Linked DNA regions of Homo sapiens: region 2 is linked to region 1. Evidence: read pairs that join two places in POLR2A ChIA-PET (ENCODE). Cell type or tissue: OCI-LY7. All regions are shown on one strand. Links, peaks and the distances in the headings refer to the core of each region. The heading gives the core; the rest is flanking DNA.

Evidence for each region. Peaks named below come from ENCODE experiments on the same cell type or tissue, not always from the same donor. Only the 100,000 strongest peaks of a DNase experiment are listed, where the experiment ranks them.
Region 2: POLR2A ChIA-PET joins it to region 1 with 5 read pairs; 2 of 35 experiments call an interaction of 5 or more read pairs at or near these places.

What each region holds. Positions count from the first base shown.
Region 1 is chr2:32,897,584-32,914,147 of GRCh38, forward strand. It overlaps LOC105374453 (a long non-coding RNA gene), which reads right to left and starts at 5,507. Exons shown (of 3, transcript XR_939938.2): 1 at 5,154-5,507. In OCI-LY7, for the core only: no CTCF peak of the experiment used is centred there; a DNase peak (open chromatin) is centred at 7,998; H3K4me3 peaks cover 1,280 bases; H3K27ac peaks cover 1,106 bases.
Region 2 is chr2:32,539,476-32,541,975 of GRCh38, forward strand. The region is part of intron 61 of BIRC6 (baculoviral IAP repeat containing 6); the gene reads left to right. Among named protein-coding and RNA genes, the nearest start is that of MIR558, 8.6 kb to the left of the region's middle. In OCI-LY7, for the core only: no CTCF peak of the experiment used is centred there; no DNase peak of the experiment used is centred there.

The DNA of each region.
Region 1 (16,564 bases), core at 6,681-9,180:
ACATTCTGACCCCCAGAACTATTGGAGAATAAAAGTGTGTTATTTGAAGCCACTAAGTTTGTGGTAATTTGTCACAGCAGGTAAAGTAAACTAATATACACAGCAAACAATGAGAATATTTTTAAAATCTGAATTAAAAGTCTGGGATTTTGGTGTGTGTGCAACCACTACCAGTTTTCTAGATACTCTTCTAGAGACAAGGTATTGTGAAACAGACAATATAAGTGAGAATGGAAGAGAGTAACACAGACCCAAAGGGCATGCTTCAAAAGCCACAGGGGAGGCCAGATCCCAGCTGACACACCACTTTAGAATAAGAGTGTTTCCTCAAAATAACTGAAGGAACACCGAGAAGGGCTATAGATGTGTTCAGCTTTATTCCCACAGTTGACATTTATAATGTATCAGTCCCTCCCTGTTAATAGCTTGACTGACAGACAATCAAAGGATGTGTGGGACTCATAAATAGTCCGAAGCACACCCAAGAGGGAGCATTTGTAATGCAGCCTTCAGAGACTAGGTAGAAAGGAAAGGAAGGGAGCAAAGGAAAACTCAGGGAGGAATTTAAGGGACAAGTGTTCCTGACCAAAATGTCAGAGCCTGGACTAAGCTCTTGATCACAAAGAAATGGTGAGAAGCCCCGTAGCTGAAATTACTGTGAGAGCCCGTTGGAGTCAGAGGAAGTATTTGTGGTGGGATTACAGGGAAACTTTTCTACTTCTTGTCTCCACATAAGCCCCAGGTTAGTCCCAAAGGACTGTGGATGCTGTTGAGGCTTAGTGAACACCCAGTAATGGGAGAAGAAGAGACTCGCTTTCAGTACCATATTCCCTTGGGTACAGAGAAAAAGCTCAGGCCGTTTTGAAAACAGCTGCTGCACTTTTCCCAAATGACCTTTCTTTGTTCCCTTCAGCTCCAAGCCCTTGGACTCATTCTCCATTTTTCTCTTTATGCAGGTGTATGTTTAAGCTCAGGCTGGAAAAGGATCACTGAAAGTCACTTGGATGGTGTCTCGTGTGTCTGTGATGAGCTTGCTGTTGCTTTCTTTCTCCTTGACAGGTGGGTTTATTTCTTATGGAATCAGACCTTTTGGCTACAGTGTTCTCTAAACAGCTGTAATACCATCTCACTCAGTTAACCTAACTTTGGATCTGATGTACATCAGAATAAAACCTATAGAGAATAGAGCTGACTTCCCCAAATCCATGTGCCTCCACTAACCCCCAAGGAGCTTAGTGTGGCTGGTTGTGAATGACAGTGATCTCCGTGATGAGAAGTAATCCCTCCTCTAGAAATACTTTACCTGTTTTCTTTGGTGCTTAACACCCTCTGCATGAGACATTGCTCTATGGGCTTTCATCTCCCCTGTGACAAAGGACACATCTTTCTCATTTCCACATTCCCTCCTCTTGCTTCTCCCCCATGCCACCTCCCCTTTGTCCCTCTACCAACACATAGGTACCTGCGTCAGTTAGGCACCTACTCTACAGCCCATGGAACAAATAAAGCTTTCAAACATTAGTTATTTAATCAATGGGTCAAAAAAAAACAGTATCTGAATATGCGCAGCATCTAACCTTTTTGATGGGCTTTTGAATCTAGTGCCTCATTTTGTCTCTTCAACATCCCTCTGAACTCAGTATAACAAGTAGTAATAGCCCCATTGAACATATAAAAAAACCTGACATCTGGGAAAGTTTTAACTTAGGAAAAGGTCACATTGCAGATTATTGGCAGAGTTCACATTAGAATCTGTTTCTTACTCTGTTGTCCTCACCACTATACTATGGTGCTTTCGTTCATTGAGTTGACCTATGGTAAAGTTATAAGCCTTGCTGTTTTTGCAAGTGGGGAGACTGGGACTTGGGCATCTGAATTTTGACCTGGAGGTTAATGGTGTCAATAGGAATGTAACTGCATGCAGTCTCTTAGATGGATGGATGGTAAGAAAACCTTTACTTTCTATATAACTCCAGAAGACAATTCTGTCATTTTAAACTACAAATATCAACTATGGTTTTTTTGGGAGGAATATTTATTATTTAATTTTAAAAAATTATTTTTGATACAAAGTCTTGTGCTGTTGCCCAGGCTGGAGTGCAGTGGCGCCATCTTGACTTATGTAGTCTCTTCCTCCCAGGCTCAAGCAATCCTCCTGCCTCAGCCTCCTGAGTAGCTGGGACTACAGGTGTGCACCACCACACCGGACTAATTTTTATATTTTCTGTAGAGGCGGGTTTCACCATGTTGCCCAGGCTGGTCTCAAACTCTTGGGCTCAAGCAATCCTCCCGCCTCTGCCTCCAAGTGTTGGGATTGCAGGTGTGAGCCACTGCACCCAGCCAATTTTTTTTTTAAGTTTCTTGTGGGTACCCTGTAGGTGTATATATTTGTGGAGTACATGAGATGTTTTGATACAGGTCTGCAGTGTGTAATAATCACATCATGGAGACTGGGGTATCCCTTCTCTCAATCACCTCCCTTTTGTTTTACTATTTATTTATTTTTAAATGAACTCTTATTTATGTGAGATGACTTTGTTAAGGGTGAGGACAGGGACAGATACTTGCTTCCTTTTCTGCCATGTCACTGCCAGTCCATATTAGAGCCCACTCTGGAGGCTAATGAATTTTTCTTCTCTCTGTGTCCCGTCAGCCCCAGTCCCCTCTGCCCATTGGACCCACTCTTCCCAGGACCCCGGGTTCACAGCTAATGCCTTTCAGTCAGAGGCAGGAGTAGATTATTTAGTTTCTTCCCAGAGAAACTCCCCACAGCCCAAACCACATTTATCCTGCAAATATTAACCACTTTTCATAGCAGTGCATCCATGAGTTATTATGCTAACAGCTGCCTCTGCTTCATTGTGCAAAAGATATTTTCCCAGCAAAGGGTGGGGACGCAGGGCAGAGGAGGGTGAGAAGGGAGGAAAATCCCACCCTGTCACGCTCGTTTAAAGTTATCATGTGCCGCCCGCCCCCCATTCATTCAACACACATTTACCTTCTGGCAGCAACTGCGTTATGAGATATAAATATGAATAGAATGCAATGCTCTACCTAAGGGAATTCATGGCTAAGAAAAAGAAATAGACACAAATAGGTTTGTTGTAAAGCGAAGTGGAATTAGAGCAGGTCCAGCAAAGAAAGGCAGCAGGGACAAGGGACAGGCATTCCAGGCAGCAGGACAGGGTGAGCCGAGGCATGGAGGTGGGAAACAGCTCACTGTGTGTGTCGTATCTCTCCAGGCAAAGCTCCCTGAAAGAGGAAAGAGCCAGGGAAGTGACAAGCAGAGCCCAGAGGGGCTTGCAAGCCATGTTAAGGAGCTTAGGGGTGGGGTGGGAACTGAAGGGTTTCAAGCAGGGGAACAATGGCAGATGCGCAGTTGCGTGGATGGTAGATGGGAGGATGGATCAGATTAGGGCAAAACTGAAAGCAGGGACCAGTCACAAGAGGAACTTCATTCCAGGGAGAGATGTTGAGGGTCTGAACTGAGGCAGTGCAGTGGGAAGAGAAGGATGAATTAGAAAACAGTTGCAGAGGGACTTGGGAGGTCATGGGAGCTAGATGGGGATGAGGGCTGAGGGAGAAGTAGCAGTCTGGAGGGGTCTTTGAGTAAGGCTGGAACCCCTCTCTAGAACTCTCTGCCCAGTGCCCAGAGAACCTCACAGGAGATAAGAAGATGGACACACAGAGTTGATGGCTGCTCAAGACATTGTCCCCTCCCCTACAATCCCCCGTTCAAAGCTGGTGAGGAGTATGGCCAAGCAGTCTGACCCCAGGACTGTGGTCCTCAGCAGGGCGAGGGTGGGGAGGATTTCGAAAGTGGGAGACCAGAGTGAAGCAAGAGGCTGTCAGCGGAAGGACTGGAAGGGCCAGGCCCACGTGGTCACGTGTTTGCAGCTTTAGCTAATTCATCCTCCCAACGTCTCTATGAGGGTGACACAGTTATTGCCCCATTTTACAGGGGAGAAAATTGAGGCTCAGCAGGTAATCTGTGGCCAAGTTACAGACCACAGTGCTGGCATGTGGAGGGCATTTCCTCCAGCTCAGCATAACTGGCATGGGAGAAAGACTGGCTTCACCACAGCAAGCCCCACAGGGCCATCAGAGTGGACCAGGGAATAGTGCAGCCGGGGAGACCTAAGCAGAACTTCCAGTGACAAGGAGAGGATTCTCTGGAGGCAGCTGGGAGGGGCCCATGAGACGCCTTTGGGCATTCACAAAAGGTGTGAGGGCTTTGGGGTCCCAGCAGATTTCCTCAGGGTGGGGTAGGGTAGAGGTAGGGAAAGAGGCTGAAAAAGATCATGATTTTGTTGCAATTTTATTAACCATCTTTCTTAGTTTTTACCTGCATTTATATGCAGGCTAACAGCCCCTGAAAGAGTTCATAAACTCAGCCTCTGAATCTGTCCCATCATCCCCACAAGCATCCTGGGAAAGAGAGTCTTTTCATTTTCTCTGTCTCTGTCTCTCTCTCAACAGATGAGAAAACAGTGGCTTCAAAGGTTAAACAACTTGTCTTCGATTGCACAGCTAACAAGAGGTAAAACTGGAATTTGAATCGTGGTACTGTGACTTCAGAGGCCAGGTTCGTAGCGCTACACTAACACAGAGACCAGAAGAAGCCTTGACATTATCATAAAACCACAGACATGATACAAGGCCAGGAAGAAGGAGGCTTGGGAGCTTATTAGCTGAAATATATTGATCACCTTTTCACAGCTTTCTCTTATTATCCTCCCAATGTCTCTGTGAGGACAGTACAGTTATCACCCCATTCTAGAGATGAGGAAACTGAAGCTCAGAGGTGTTAAGAAACTTGTTCTAGGTCACACAGCTAGTAATGCTTGGGATCAGGATTTGAATTTAGATTTGTCATATTCCAAAGTTTACCTATAGTCTCAGCTACTAGGGAGGCTAAGGCAGGAGAATTGCTTGAGCCCAGGAGTTTGATTTCAGATTGAGCAACATAGTAAGATCCCATGTCAAAAAAGAAAAATAAACAGGTGAAATTAATTTTAACAATATGCTTTACCTAACCCAATATATGCAAAATATTACATTTTAACATGTAATCAATATTTTCAAAGTTAATAATGAATACCAGAAATAACACATGTGCTAATAACATGTACGCTGCAACACTAATATCTTACCTGATACAACAGTTAAAATCAAGTCCCACCAGAGCAATAAAGTTGTGTCTACCAGAAAAATATTTTACACTGCTTCCATTTTTAAATTTACATTTAAATTAATTGACATTAAGTAACATTTAAAACTCAGTTCCTCAGTCACACGGGCTACATTTTAAGTGTGCAACAACCACATATGGCTAGTGGCCACAGTGGTGCTGGTTAATGAGCACAGCTCTAAGCCTTCCTTGTGTGTTTTTTTAAAAATTCAATTCAGATTCCACTTCCATTGTTTGCTTGTTTAACCTTAAAATCTGTGTGTTTTAACAGACCTGTGTTTAAGCCTTATAAGTCCCATCACAAAGTGTCAGTGGTTTGGAGAGAGGTTCTAGAACGTTCTCTTTGTAACATTATCACAAATCTGTGGTTGTTAGGCTGCTCTTGGTTTATGTTTGAGTTAAACCCTTTGTGTGGTGTCAGACCAATTCAGGCTTATGTTTTCCCCGGAGAGAGGAATAAGCTGCTATTTTGGACCCTGTCGTGATCCCTGCCCAGAGTCAAAAGTAATTCCCAAGCAGACTGATTTTTACAGGGTCATGCTCCTCTGATCTTCTCTCCAGGAGTGTGATTTTCAACGGGATAGAGAAAGGCAAACTCCTGAGGAAAAATTTCTCTGGGAAAGCCCAGGCTGAAGTCGAGGAGGGAAGAGGACGAAAGGCTGACAGGGTTGCCGTCTCTGAGGGAGATCCACTCACACACCTCAGGAGGCATTGTGGGATGGTCAAAGTGGGGAGGAAGAAAGGGAATCTTCGAAAGAAACTTGCGGCGGGGCACGGTGGCTCACGCCTGTAATCCCAGCACTTTGGGAGGCTGAGATGAGTGGATCACAAGGTCAGGAGTTCGAGACCAGCCTGGTCTGGCCAACATGGTGAAACCCTGTCTCTACTAAAAATACAAAAATTGGCCGGGCTCGGTGGCTCACGCCTGTAATGCCAGCGCTTTGGGAGGCCGAGGCAGGTGGATCCCCTGAGGTCAGGAGTTCAAGACCAGCCTGACCAACATGGAGAAGCCCCGTCTCTACTAAAAATACAAAAAAAAAAAAAAAAAAAATTAGCCAGGCATGATGGCACACACCTGTAATCCCGGCTACTTGGGAGGCTGAGGCAGGAGAATTGCTTGAGCCCGGGAGGCAGAGGTTGCGGTGAGCCGAGATTTCACCATTGCACTCCGGCCTGGGCAACAAGAGCAAAACTCTGTCTCAACAACAACAACAAAAAATTATCCGGGCGTGGTGGCATGCACCTGTAATCCTAGCTACTTAAGATGCTGAGGCAGGATAATTGCTTGAACCCGGTAGGCAGAGGTTGCAGTGAGCAGAAATCGCACCACTGCACCCCAGCTTGGGTGACAGAGCAAGACTCTGTCTCGGAAAAAAAAAGAAAAAAAGAAAGAAACTTAGGCTGAAAGGTTTAAATGGACACAGAACAGCAAACTCAAGGACTTCCATAGCTACTGGGAACCAGCACAGGGCTGACACCTCCATTGAACTCTCTTTGCTATTCTAGAATATTTTAATAATGAGACACACCCAAAACATGTTTAGAATCATGCCACCTGCTGCTTCTCATGGCCAGCATTATTTGTCATCAAATCTGATCCCAATGTTTGCCATATTATTGGATATCCTGTGAAATAGAATCTAAAAATATACATTTTTTCCCTCTAAATCGGTCCTAACCTTACAGCTAGGGTTGCAACTGTAATATTGTTGTCTGTTTCATTTTACTTTCCAGGATTAGGTAATAATATTAAATTCCCCATCTCATGTTAGTTTCTGTTTGAACTTGGCCTGGTATTTGAAGAATATATTTAGAAGTTAAAGCGTGCTACTTTTTATCCCATGCAAGCCAGTTGTGGGTTCATAGATCTGTGGTATCTCATAACATTTTCTGTCCTAAACTGAACACATCCAGTCTCTCCAAATTGAAGTTCCTCAGCTGAGGTTATTTTCATTTCGGAGAATTTCTTGAGAGTTGTTTCTGTTATAGAGGATAAAGGGATAGAGGAGTCACAGCTGCCTAAAGTCAGTGCCTCTTTAAATACAGGCCTTCCTTGCCTCCAGGACTTGATGTCTTCCTTTAGTGGAGGGCAGCTCCTCAATTGAAGAGGGCGGGATTGAGGGAGCAGTTGAAGCAGCAGGTTCGCCTGGGCTCATGCTTTTCTCTTGTGTGGCTGCTGTTACAGGGACCTTCAGGCACGTTCTAGGAAAGCCAATTAAAGCAGAAAAGGCCCTTAGAACCAAATTGATTGCCCCCAGTATAGCTGTTAAACTTTGAGAGAGCAGCTGGGTGCTTCTTGTGGCCCTGATAGTGCCAGATTGTTCATGCTGCCTTAGGCTTTCCTGTAACATTTTTGAAAACCCTTGTTATATCCAGTTTAATGACATGTATTGATCAGAACAAAAAGGGCTGAGGTACTGACTCCAGGATCAACTCACAGACAGAACCATACATTTCTATTTTTTAGATTCTGCAAAGCACCCAAGTCAAACATAGGATTATTCCCAGGGTCATGACCATACAGCATTTTATCTGTGAAGAACAGATAGTTTAAGTCCTTTATTTCCATTTGATTTCAAATGTGGATAAAGAAACAACTAATTTATTTTCAGAAATGTACATCACCTCTGACTCTCAAATTAGCACCTGATTTTCTTATTTTCACTTTGAAACCGCTGTGTGCTATTTTGATTCTCTAGAAAGAGTTAAACTTCTCATAGGCATTAAACCCAAGTGGAAATAGTTGGCCCAAGGCCTAAACTTGTTCTTTATGAGAAATACAAGACTCGAAGGGATTCTAGCCTTTTTAGAATTATCATAGAATGTGTACAGGAAGCATGACATTGGCAGAAAGGGAACATAGGTGCCTTTTACCGTGTTTATATGGACATGGGTTCTGGGTTTTACAGATGGGGAAATATTGTACGAGTCCATGGGGATATGTAGTGAAATGGAGAGGGAGAGGGAGAAAGAAAGAGAGAGAGAGAGAGAGAGAGAGAGAGAGAAAGAGATATTCTTTTGTACTTTCAGACTGAGCAGTTTACCCAAGTCAGAGAAGCAAGGGTATACAGGTAAAGTACAGAATAGTCTGGAATAATGTCATTATTGTTTGGTCTCTTTACTTCTTTATAGGGCATCTCAGAGAGAGAACACAGTTTCTCAAAGTGGATGGAAGGTGTATTATAAGTTTTTAACCCAGAATAACCAAAACAATCTTGAAAATGAACAAAATTGAAGATTCATACTTCCTGATTTCAAAACTTACTACAAAGCTTAAGTAAACAAGGCAGTGTAGTGCTGGCAGAGACTAGGCATAGAGACTAATGGAGCAGAATTGAGATTCCAAAAATAAACCCATACATCTATGGTAATTGATTTTCAACTAGAATATCAAGCCCATTCAATAGGTTAAGAATGTTTCTTTTCAACAATTGGTGCTGGTACAACTGCTTATCCACAGGCAAACAAATGAATCTGGAACCCTACCTCACACCATATACAAGAATTAGAATGGATCAAAAGACCCAAGTGTAAAAGCTAAAAGTGTAAAACCCTTAGAAGCAAACAGGTATATATCTTTGCGACCTTGGATTTAGCAATTTTGTTTTTGTTTTTGTTTTGAGACAGAATCTTGCTCTGTCACCCAGGCTGGAGTGCAGTGGTGTGATGTGGGCTCCCTGCAACCTCTGCCTCCCGGGTTCAAGCGATTTTCCTGCCTCAGTCTCCTGAGTGGCTGGGACCACAGGTGTGGGCCACCACACCCAGCCAATTTTTTTATTTTTAGTCAAGATGGAGTTTCACCATGTTGGACATGCTGGTCTTGAGCTCCTGACCTCAAGTAATCTGCCTGCCTCAGCCTCCCAAAGTGCTGGGATTACAGGCGTGAGCGACTGCACCTGGCTGGCAATGGTTTTTTAGTTATGATGTTGAAAGCACAAGCAACTAAAAAAAGAGAGAAAAATCAGATTTCATCAAAATTAAACATTTTTGTGTGTCAAAAGAGACTATCAAGAAAGTAAAAAAACAACCTACAGAATGGGAGAAAATATATGCAAATCTTATATTGGGTAAGGGTCTAGTATCTAAAATATATGAAGGACTCTTACTATTCAACAATAAAGAGACAAATAGCTCAACTTAAAAGTGGTCAAAACATGTGAATAGACACTTCTCTAATATACGAATGGCCAATACACACATGAAAAGATGCTCTACATAATTAGCCGTCAGGGAAGTAAAAATCAAAACCACATTAGATACCACTTCACACTCACTAGGATGCTATAATAAATTTCTTTTAAATGGAAAATAACAAGCGTTGGCATGGCTGTGGAGACTGGAACCTTCATACATTGTTAGAGGGAATATAAAATTGTGCAGCCACTTTGGAAAACAGTTTCCAGTACCTCTACAAGTTAAACACAAAGTTACCATATGACCCAGCTCCACTCCTAGGTATATACCCAGGAGAATTGAAGGCATATGTTTATACAAAAACATACATGAATGGTCATAGCGGCATTATTAATAATAACCCAAAAGCAAAAACAACCCAATTGTCCATCAACTGATGATTGATAAACACAATGTGACATATTCATACTAGACAATTAAATAAAAGAAAACTTTTTTTTTTTTTGAGACAGGATCCGGATCTCTCTCTGTCACCCAGGCTGCAGTGCAGTGGCATGGTCTTGGCTTGTTGCAGCCTTGGCCTCCCGGACTGAAGCTATCCTTCCACCTCCCTCGCAGAGCCCGCTTCCCCCACCAATAGCTGGGATTATCAGCGTGCACCACCACATACAGCTAATTTTAGTATTTTTTATAGAGACAGAGTTTCCCCATCTTGCCCAGGCCCACCTGTCTCATCCTCCCAAAGTGCTGGGATTACAGACGTGCGCCTCTGCACCCAGCCCAGAAAACTTCTTACACATTAGCACCCACTCCCTATTCACCGCTCCCCACAGCCCTTGGCAACCACGAATCTATTTTCTGTCTCTATGGATTTGCCAATTCTGGACATTTCATATAAATAGAATCATACAGTATGTGGCCTTGTGTGTGTGTGTGCGAGTGTGTTTGTGTGTATGTCTGGCTTCTTTCCTTAGCATACTGTTTTCAAGGTTCACACATGTTGTAGTTATGTACCAATCCTTTATTCCCTTTTATTGCCAAATAATACTACATTGTCTAAAGCAAGTCTAACTTAAAGGAAAAAAAAAAAAATATATATATATATATATATATATATATATATATATATATATATATATATTTCATTGTATGATTATACCACATTTTGTTCATCCATTCATCAATTGATAGACATTTTTGGGTTATTTCCACATTTTGGGCTCTTATGAAGAATGCTGATATAAGCCTTCATAAACAAATTTTTGTGTGGTCTGTGGTCATGTTTTCACTTCTCTTGGGTTTTTGTATATATTTTAAATGCTGTAAAAACTTTCCTGACTTAGATAATAATGATTCCTTTATTGACAAGTATAAAGCTTTCTCATCAAAAGATAGAAAACTGACTCCATTTTGTATCACAGTATCACATCCTTAGAACATTGAGAGCTCAAAAAGAACTCAGACACCTGCTGGGTGAGACCCTGATTCTATTGACAAGGCCTAGAGAGGTGGGGTGACCACTACAGGTAAGACAGCCAGTGAATGACAGAGACAGACACAGAACCATGGTCTCCCAACCTACATCCCCTTCCCATCTAGATGGACATCATCTTTAACCCCGTGACTCTTACCCAGAGTGAACCATCGGTCTTTCCAGAGTCTGGGAGGGGAATGTTTCCATGGTGAAGATGACTTCCCAGAGTGGGACCTTAGGGGGTAGTAGACATCCCCTACCTCCCCCAAACCATTCCCCTTCTCCATAACTTGCTACAGTACTTGCAGTTTCACCAGCAGCCAATCCACTGGTTGAATGGAGGGCTCACAAATGAATGGCCTATGGGGGCCAGAGAGGAATGAAACAGAGTGGATTGGGCAGGCTGGCAAGCTGGAAAGCACATGCCCCCCCCACGAAATAGCTTAGGACAAAAGCCACAGGATCTGTGTTCGTGAAACATCTTGGAGGCTTGGGGTTGAGCAAGTGGCTTCTTAGCCCAGCGTGCAAGATTTGGCATGTGGGCCATGCTAGCCTCCCTGTAGCGCTGGCATTCTGAAATCTCAGAGATGCTGCTACAGAGGAAAGCCAGGCATTGCAGGGCAAGGCTCTCACAGTGGCCGCCAGCACCTCATGGTGGCACGAAACTTGAGCAGGAGAGGAAGGGTGGGCTTGTTCCTGAGCACCAGAAGCTGCAACTACCCTGGCACCCTTTTGTTAACTGGGGAGAACCTTTGAGGAGATGCTGGTGAACGTTCCATGCAGGGGCTGAGAACCATCACAATTTGGCCCATAATACTGCAAACAAAGTCCAGCAAGCCTAGGAAATTTAGGATTCATCTCTAAAACAGTATTCTCTGTTTAGAAGCATATAGAATATTTTATAATCCAAATGAGTTGATTGCCTCTTGGCTTGCGTTAGCGAGATGCTATCATTGCAATAAGCGGAAATCTCAACTCTGTTAGCTTAGGCAAACCATACAACTCATTGGGGATTCAGATTGCTGTTCCTTGGTCTTGCTGTTTGCCTTGCTACATGCGTATGAATGTGCAGATGACAAGAACAGATGCCAGGGCCCCTGGAAGATCAAAGTCCTGGCGCTGCCTTAGAAAATCTGTCCATGCCACATCCCTAAATCTGCAGGAAGGCCATAGTAAATATGCAATAGATATTTGTTCCATTGAATGAACTCTAAAGCAAACCCATTCTTAACCATTCCTATGTAAGACCAAAGCACATGTGCAGGCGGCTGGGACCAAAAACAAGGAGTAGTACTTTTGGGGACACAATTGTCACTGCTGTTTCCCCACTATCTTAGCATTCGGCCACTTCTCCAATATCCAGATTAATTTGCTGCAATGAAAATTTCCTCTCTTTTGTATTAAAACTACCCTAACATTATTTTCATGGTTATTTTTCCAAAACTGGAAATAAGAACACATTGTTTCTAGATTGTGGACAGTGGTTCCAGAGAAGGGAAAACCAGAAGGGTTTTATGACTCAGGAAGAAAGAGCTCCCAGAGGGGCCCAGGTGGTTTTTCTTCCATCCTCCCCTTTACGATACTCTGAATATCTTTTTTTTTTTTTTTTTGAGACACAGTCTTGCTCTGTCACCCAGACTGGAGCGCAGTGGCACTATCTCTGCTTACTGCAGCCTCTGCCTCTTAGGTTTAAGCGATTCTCCTACCTCAGACTCCCAAGAAGCTGGGATTAAAGGCACCCACCACCACTCCCGGCTAATTTTTGTATTTTTAGTGGAGACAGGAGTTCACCATGTTGGCCAGGCTGGTCTCAAACTCCTGACTTCAAGTGATCCGCCCACCTCACCCTCCCAAAGTGATGGGATTATAGGTGTGAGCCACTGCGCCTGGCCTGAATATCTTTTTAAAAATTATTTTGGAAGGTTTTCTGACTTGCCCTTCAACATTTCTAGCCTTCCCTTTCTGTCCCCAACATTAATCTCCCGCAAGTCTCTTCTCCATTGCTTCTCCGCGTTGGCAGGCCCATATTTTTGTGTGGCTTCTCTCTCCTGTTTACTCAAAAGCTCATAATTACTTTTCTCTTGTGGATAAAAATAAGCAGAATGCCAGTAGTATGATTTTTAAAAAGAGAAGCTTCCCAGATGCCTACTCCTGACCGCATGGAATCATTCTGATGAGAGCATGCTTAATCAATCGACCCTGCATTGTCTGCAAGGCTTGGTTCAACTGGCTGACTCCATTATCCTGTAAACTGTGCAATTTTCTCTAAAGACATTTCACCAGCACAACTGCATAAAACAAATGTTGAATGGGAAAAAAATCAGTAGTAGATATTTTTTAAGACATCCTAACACCATTAAGGTTTTTTTCCGCTGCAACCTGCATCTGGTAGTAAAATCTTTCTTTTCCAGACATTGTTTTCTCCAAAGAATCATTCAAAAAGTTACTACCGTATGAAAACTCTTTAGCCATTTACATTTTGTGGGTTTTAACAAGCGTGTCTTCCAGGCTGACTCTGGCTGGTAGAGGTTTTCACCCATTCCTCAATGGGCACCAGAATTCTGATGAGTTCATGACATTCAGTTTAAGAAATTACCCGCGGCCAAAGATCTTGATTGGCAAGGTTAGTACATTTTGCCATATGTTATGTGCTATCTCTGTCCCCAAATATGCAACTCTTATGGTGTGACAAATTGTGGGACGACACACGTTGCAGCCCAGACAGTTAGACAAAACACTCCATCAGAACTGAAACCGCAGGCTAGGTCTCTGAATAAGAAATATGCAAAACCACACCTGCCGGCCAACATTGCTGCTTATTTCTTGCTCCTCTTTTTTTTCTTACCACAAAGAAAATTAAATGTAAAATCAATTTAATGTTGAGAAAAGGACCCAGGGTGAGCTTCCCACGTACACTTAATTGAGTCAGTGATATTTTGTGTGGCCTAGTTATAGCTTGAGTGGTGCAGCTGAGTGTAAGCTGTTTGTGATTTGGAGTTTAAATCCTATGTTTAATTATTGCCAGTATCACATAGGATACAGTGGCTGACAACGCAACAGAGTTAGACTTAACAGTTGTCTGTGGTTTGGGCCTGGTTATCTGTTTAAGATCAATATATTCTAACAAAAATTCTTGCCATGGTTAAATCCTCATGTGTTCTGCTATTAGGACTCAATATTTATGATACTTGAGGGCAGGAATTTCTTCATAATGGAAAGTGATATTATTGGGAGTGGTAGAGATTCATTTTTGAAATCCATTCTGACATGGAAACGTCTTAAGGTCATTGAATTTCAAAAACTTGTCTTTTAAGGGATAGTTTTCTTCTGATAATATAACGAGATGAGAATGTTGTGCTGTCTTGAGTAAAATGTGTGGTATTTGTGTCTGTTGGGTATTAATGTGTATTATGTGCATTGGAATCATGGGTGCCTTCTATATTTTAAGTAATGAGAAAAGGTCCACAATTTTATAAGCTGTGTGTATGTGTGTGTGTGTGTGTGTGTGTGTGTGTGTGATCTGTCTATCATCTATCTATCTATCTATCTATCTATCTATCTATCTATCTATCTATCATCTATCTATCTTTATTTATATATAGTAAAGTATATATACAACTTTGCCACTGGGAGCACTGTAAGTTTCTATAACCACTTGCAGTTTAAGAATTGTGCCAAATTGGCCAGGCATGGTGGCTCATGCCTGTAATCCCAGCACTTTCGGAGGCCGAGGCAGGCAGATCACCTGAGGTCAGGAGTTCAAGACCAGGCTGGTCAACATGTTATGGTGAGACCCCCGTCTCTACTACAAATACAAAAATCAGCTGGGCATGGTGGCACATGCCTATAATCCCAATTACTTGGGAGGCTGAGGCAGGATAATTTTTTTTTTTTTTTGAACGGAGTCTCACTCTGTCACCCAGGCTGGAGTGCAGTGGCGTGATCTCGGCTCACTGCAAGCTCCACCTCCCAGGTTCACACCATTCTCCTGCCTCAGCCTCCCAAGTAGCTAGGACTACAGGCACCCGCCACCACGCCTGGCTAATTTTTTGTATTTTTAGTAGAGACGGGGTTTCATTGTGTTAGCCAGGATGGTCTCGATCTCCTGACCTCGTGATCCACCCACCTCAGCCTTCCAAAGTACTGGGATTACAGGCGTGAGCCACTGTGCCTGGCCAGGAGAATTGTTTGAACGTGGGAGGCGGAGGTTGCAGTGAGCCGAGATCGTGCCACTGCACTCCAGCCTGGGCAACAGAGTGAGACTCTGTCTCAAAAAAAAAAAAAAAAAAAAAAAAAGAATTGTGTCAAATCAAAGGCCAGTTCTTTGGAGGTTTTGTAGATCTGCAGCACCAAGTAGGTGCTTGACACATATTTTCAGGAGTTCTTTTGTCATCACTGAATCAAATGCAACCTTAGTTTTTCCAGCCCATTCTGTCAGCCTAGTCCCAGGTTCCCTTTTGCAGTGTCCTCTCAGGTGTGGCCATTCAGTGCCTGTCATCCAAGTCCATTTTTGGATCCTTGAGTCATTTTTCTTCTAATCTCTCAAACTCCATATTCAACTCATCAGTAAATTCTTTCTCTGGTATCTCAAAAGCATTTTCAATTAACTCTGTAACTCAACTCTACGCCCTTAATTTTCAGTACAGATGCTCCTCGGTTTATGATGGTGTTTTCTCCTGATACACCCATCACAAATTGAAAATATCTTAAGTTGAAAATGCTTTCGATACCTCTAACCTACTGAACATCATAGGTTAGCTTAGCCCACCTTACATTAATCTATAGTTGGGCAAAGTCATCTAATACAAAGCCTATTTTATAATAAGGTGTCAAATATCTCATGTAATTTATTGAATACTGTACTGAAAGTGAAAAACAGAATGGTTGTATGGGTACTTGAAGTACGGTTTCTACTGAATATGTATTGCTTTTGCACCACCATAGAGTTGAAAAATTGCAAGTCGACCTATTGTAAGTTGGAGATTGCCTGCACTGCCATCTCTCATCTGGAAACTACAGTAGCCTCCAAAATATGCTTCCTGCTTCCCCTCTGGTCCCTCACTGATCCTTGATCACAGAGCAGCTGGAATGATCATCAAAACGCATCCATCAGATCATCTGACTTTTCTTCTCAAAACTTTGGATGGCTTCCCACATCTCTTACAAGACATCCTAAATTCCTTAGGATGGCAACATCTTATTCCCTGCTTCCTGTGTCTCTCTTCAACCTTATCTCATAATCTCACTTTCCCCCTTTCTTGCTCACCACATCTCTGATCCTGGTTCCTTTCGGTTCTGGGAACAAGTCAAACTCTTTCCAGTCTCAGGGCCTTTGCACCTGTTGATATCTCTGACCCAAAGTGTTACATAGCCCCACCCTTGTTGCATGTAGGTTTTGGCACAAATGTCACCTCCTCAGAGAGGTTTTTCCTCACCATTTTGTTTTATTTTATTTATATTTTTTGAGACAGAGTTTCACTCTTGTTGCCCAGGCTGGAGTGCAATGGTGCCATCTTGGCTCATTGCAATCTCTGCCACCCAGGTTCAAGCGATTCTCCTGCCTCAGCCTCCCGAGAAGCTGGGATTACAGACATGCACCACCACACCCAGCTAATGTTTGTATTTTTAGTAGAGATAGGGTTTCACCATGTTGGCCAGGCTGGTCTTGAACTCCGGACCTCAGGTGATCTGCCCACCTCGGCCTCCCAAAGTGCTGGGATTACAGGTGTGAGCCACCTCACCCAGTCATCCCTCGCCATTTTAAA
Region 2 (2,500 bases), core at 1-2,500, 360 kb before region 1:
GTATGTTCTGTGACCACATCAGAATTAAATTGGAAACCAATAGCGGTAAGATCTAGAAAACCTCAAATATGTGTAACCTAAGCAGTATAGTTTTTAGTAACACATGGATGAAAGAAGAAATCACAATAGATACTACAAGATATTTCAAAACGATAATGCCAACATGACATGGGATATAGCTACAGCAGTCTATAGAGAGATTTTATAGCTTTAAATGCATATAATTAAAAGAGGAGATTTATCAGTGGTGTACACTGCCACCTCAAGAAACTAGAAAAACAGGAGTACAATTAACCAAAAATCAGAAGCAAGGAATTACTACAGTAAGAGCCAGAATCAATTAAATATAAAACAAAAAAATCAAAGAGAAACAAGAAAGTCGTACATTTTGTCTTTTGAGACTTCTAGTAAAATTGATAAACTATGAAAAATTTTCAAGAAAAAGGGAAAACCACACAAATTGGACATCCACAAATGATAGCAAGCACATTATTATAATTTCTATAGAATAAAATAAGGTACTATTATAACCAACTTTATGCCAACATATTTGATACTTAGATATAATGGATAAATTCCTTGAAAAACACAACCAGAATCAGTAGAAGAAGTGCATGTATACGTTTGTATGTATACACTTATGCAGAATTGTAATCAAACATACAGAATTTTTAGTCTGTTTTCATTTTTAAGTACCATGGTTATGATTTTGAAATCACATTAATCCCATGTTTCTCCAATTTAAACTGAAACTCATTTTTTGTTCTTAAATTGGAGCATTTGACTACTTTAGAAAGTATCATGTCTTCTCAGTTTGCTGTGACATATAATGAGTATCAGAATTAAAGACATCACATGGTTGGAATATCGTAATTCCTAAAAGCCTGTGATATAAATCATATCCTGTTCATCTAATTTAAAATAATTTATTTGTGTTTTAGACATTATTCAAAGTGAGCACGTCCTTATTAGAGTCTTTTCTTTGGGAAATTGAGCTGTTTTATCCTAGTATATCAGAAATAAAATTTCTTTGTTGTTAATTGAGCAAAAAGCATGTTTTCATATACTTTTCAGTTTTGACTTTCAAAATGTGAAATAATACAAGTGAATATAATACTTTAAAAAATTAAATCCACTTAATATTAATACCCTAAAACAGTTCTGTTTGAATCGTTATACTTGTGACATTTATGTAAATATCAGTTTATATTCTACTGTTTGGTGCTTTTGCTGAACCTGTATTTTGAAATTAATCTTTGTTGATGCCTAAGCCTGTGGTGGTCTCATTTGTATAGCTCTAGCATACTTGCTGTATATTTAACTATACCTTATTGTGTGTATTAGTCTTAATGTTGACTAGCATTTTTATTTCCAGTTGTTAGCTATAATGAAAAAAGTTGTGAAGAATTGTATACATATCTAATATAAGACTTAAAAATTTGTATCTGTATAATGGGTGATGGGAAATATATGATAGTGGTTTTAATTTGCTCTTCTGATTTTCGTGAAGTTGAGGGTCTTTCACTTGTTAAAGAATTTGAATGCTATAAATTGAGAGCTCTTTGATTTTGCTGTCTTTTTGCTTTCATTGTATTTGTTTTGTTTTGTGGCATCATATGAGAATAGTCCTTTAAGAAAACAATTATGATGAGGTAAAGTTCTGCTTCTGTAACAATGTTCTATTATATAGGTACTTTTATATGAAACTATCTTCTGTGCAGCATAAAATAATAAATATAGAGGATCTTTAAAAATTTGCCTATAAAGGGTTTCAAAATGGTTTAGAAGTGAAAAGTGCCTCAAATTCCTATGTTCTTACAATTAGGCTATTTCATATTGTCATTCTGGCCTAAGCTTCAGTAGTGAAAATAAGCTGGCATCAAAATTGCACCTGTTTTATTCAGTGTACAGATGCATGTAGTGTAGCCGTAGATCAACTTAAGACTGATCTAAGCTGTAGATCAGCTTAAGACTTCTACATATATATGTAAAAGAAGGAAGAAATAGTGAACTAATCACAGAGTTACCTCACCATTCATTTAAAAATCACCCCACAGAGTTACCTATCAGTCTACTAAAGTCATACAGGAAGCTTAGGAATCATCCTGATGTTTGAAGTGAATAGTGAGATAACTCTGTGATTAGCTCACTATTCATTTAATTATATGTTTGAGTGTGGAACTTCAAATTAGTATTTAGTGAAGTGCATTATTCATGGTCAAGCAAGATAAGTAGAGTATTTCTAAATGCAATGAGAAGTTTGTAGGGCAACCATGCTCAGAATTGGAGTTTTTCTTTGAATTATTAAGATTAAATTATAGACATGATGCTCCTTTATTCCTAAGTTCAGAAAACTTCTCTTGGATAACCATATACAGTTATACAAATCAGAAGTTCACACTGACTCTGTACTATAAACTGCAAATCTTATTCAGCTTTTGCCTGTCCTTCTAATGTTCTTTAGGGCCAAAGAAAAATCAATTTTCTTTTGCGTGGTTTG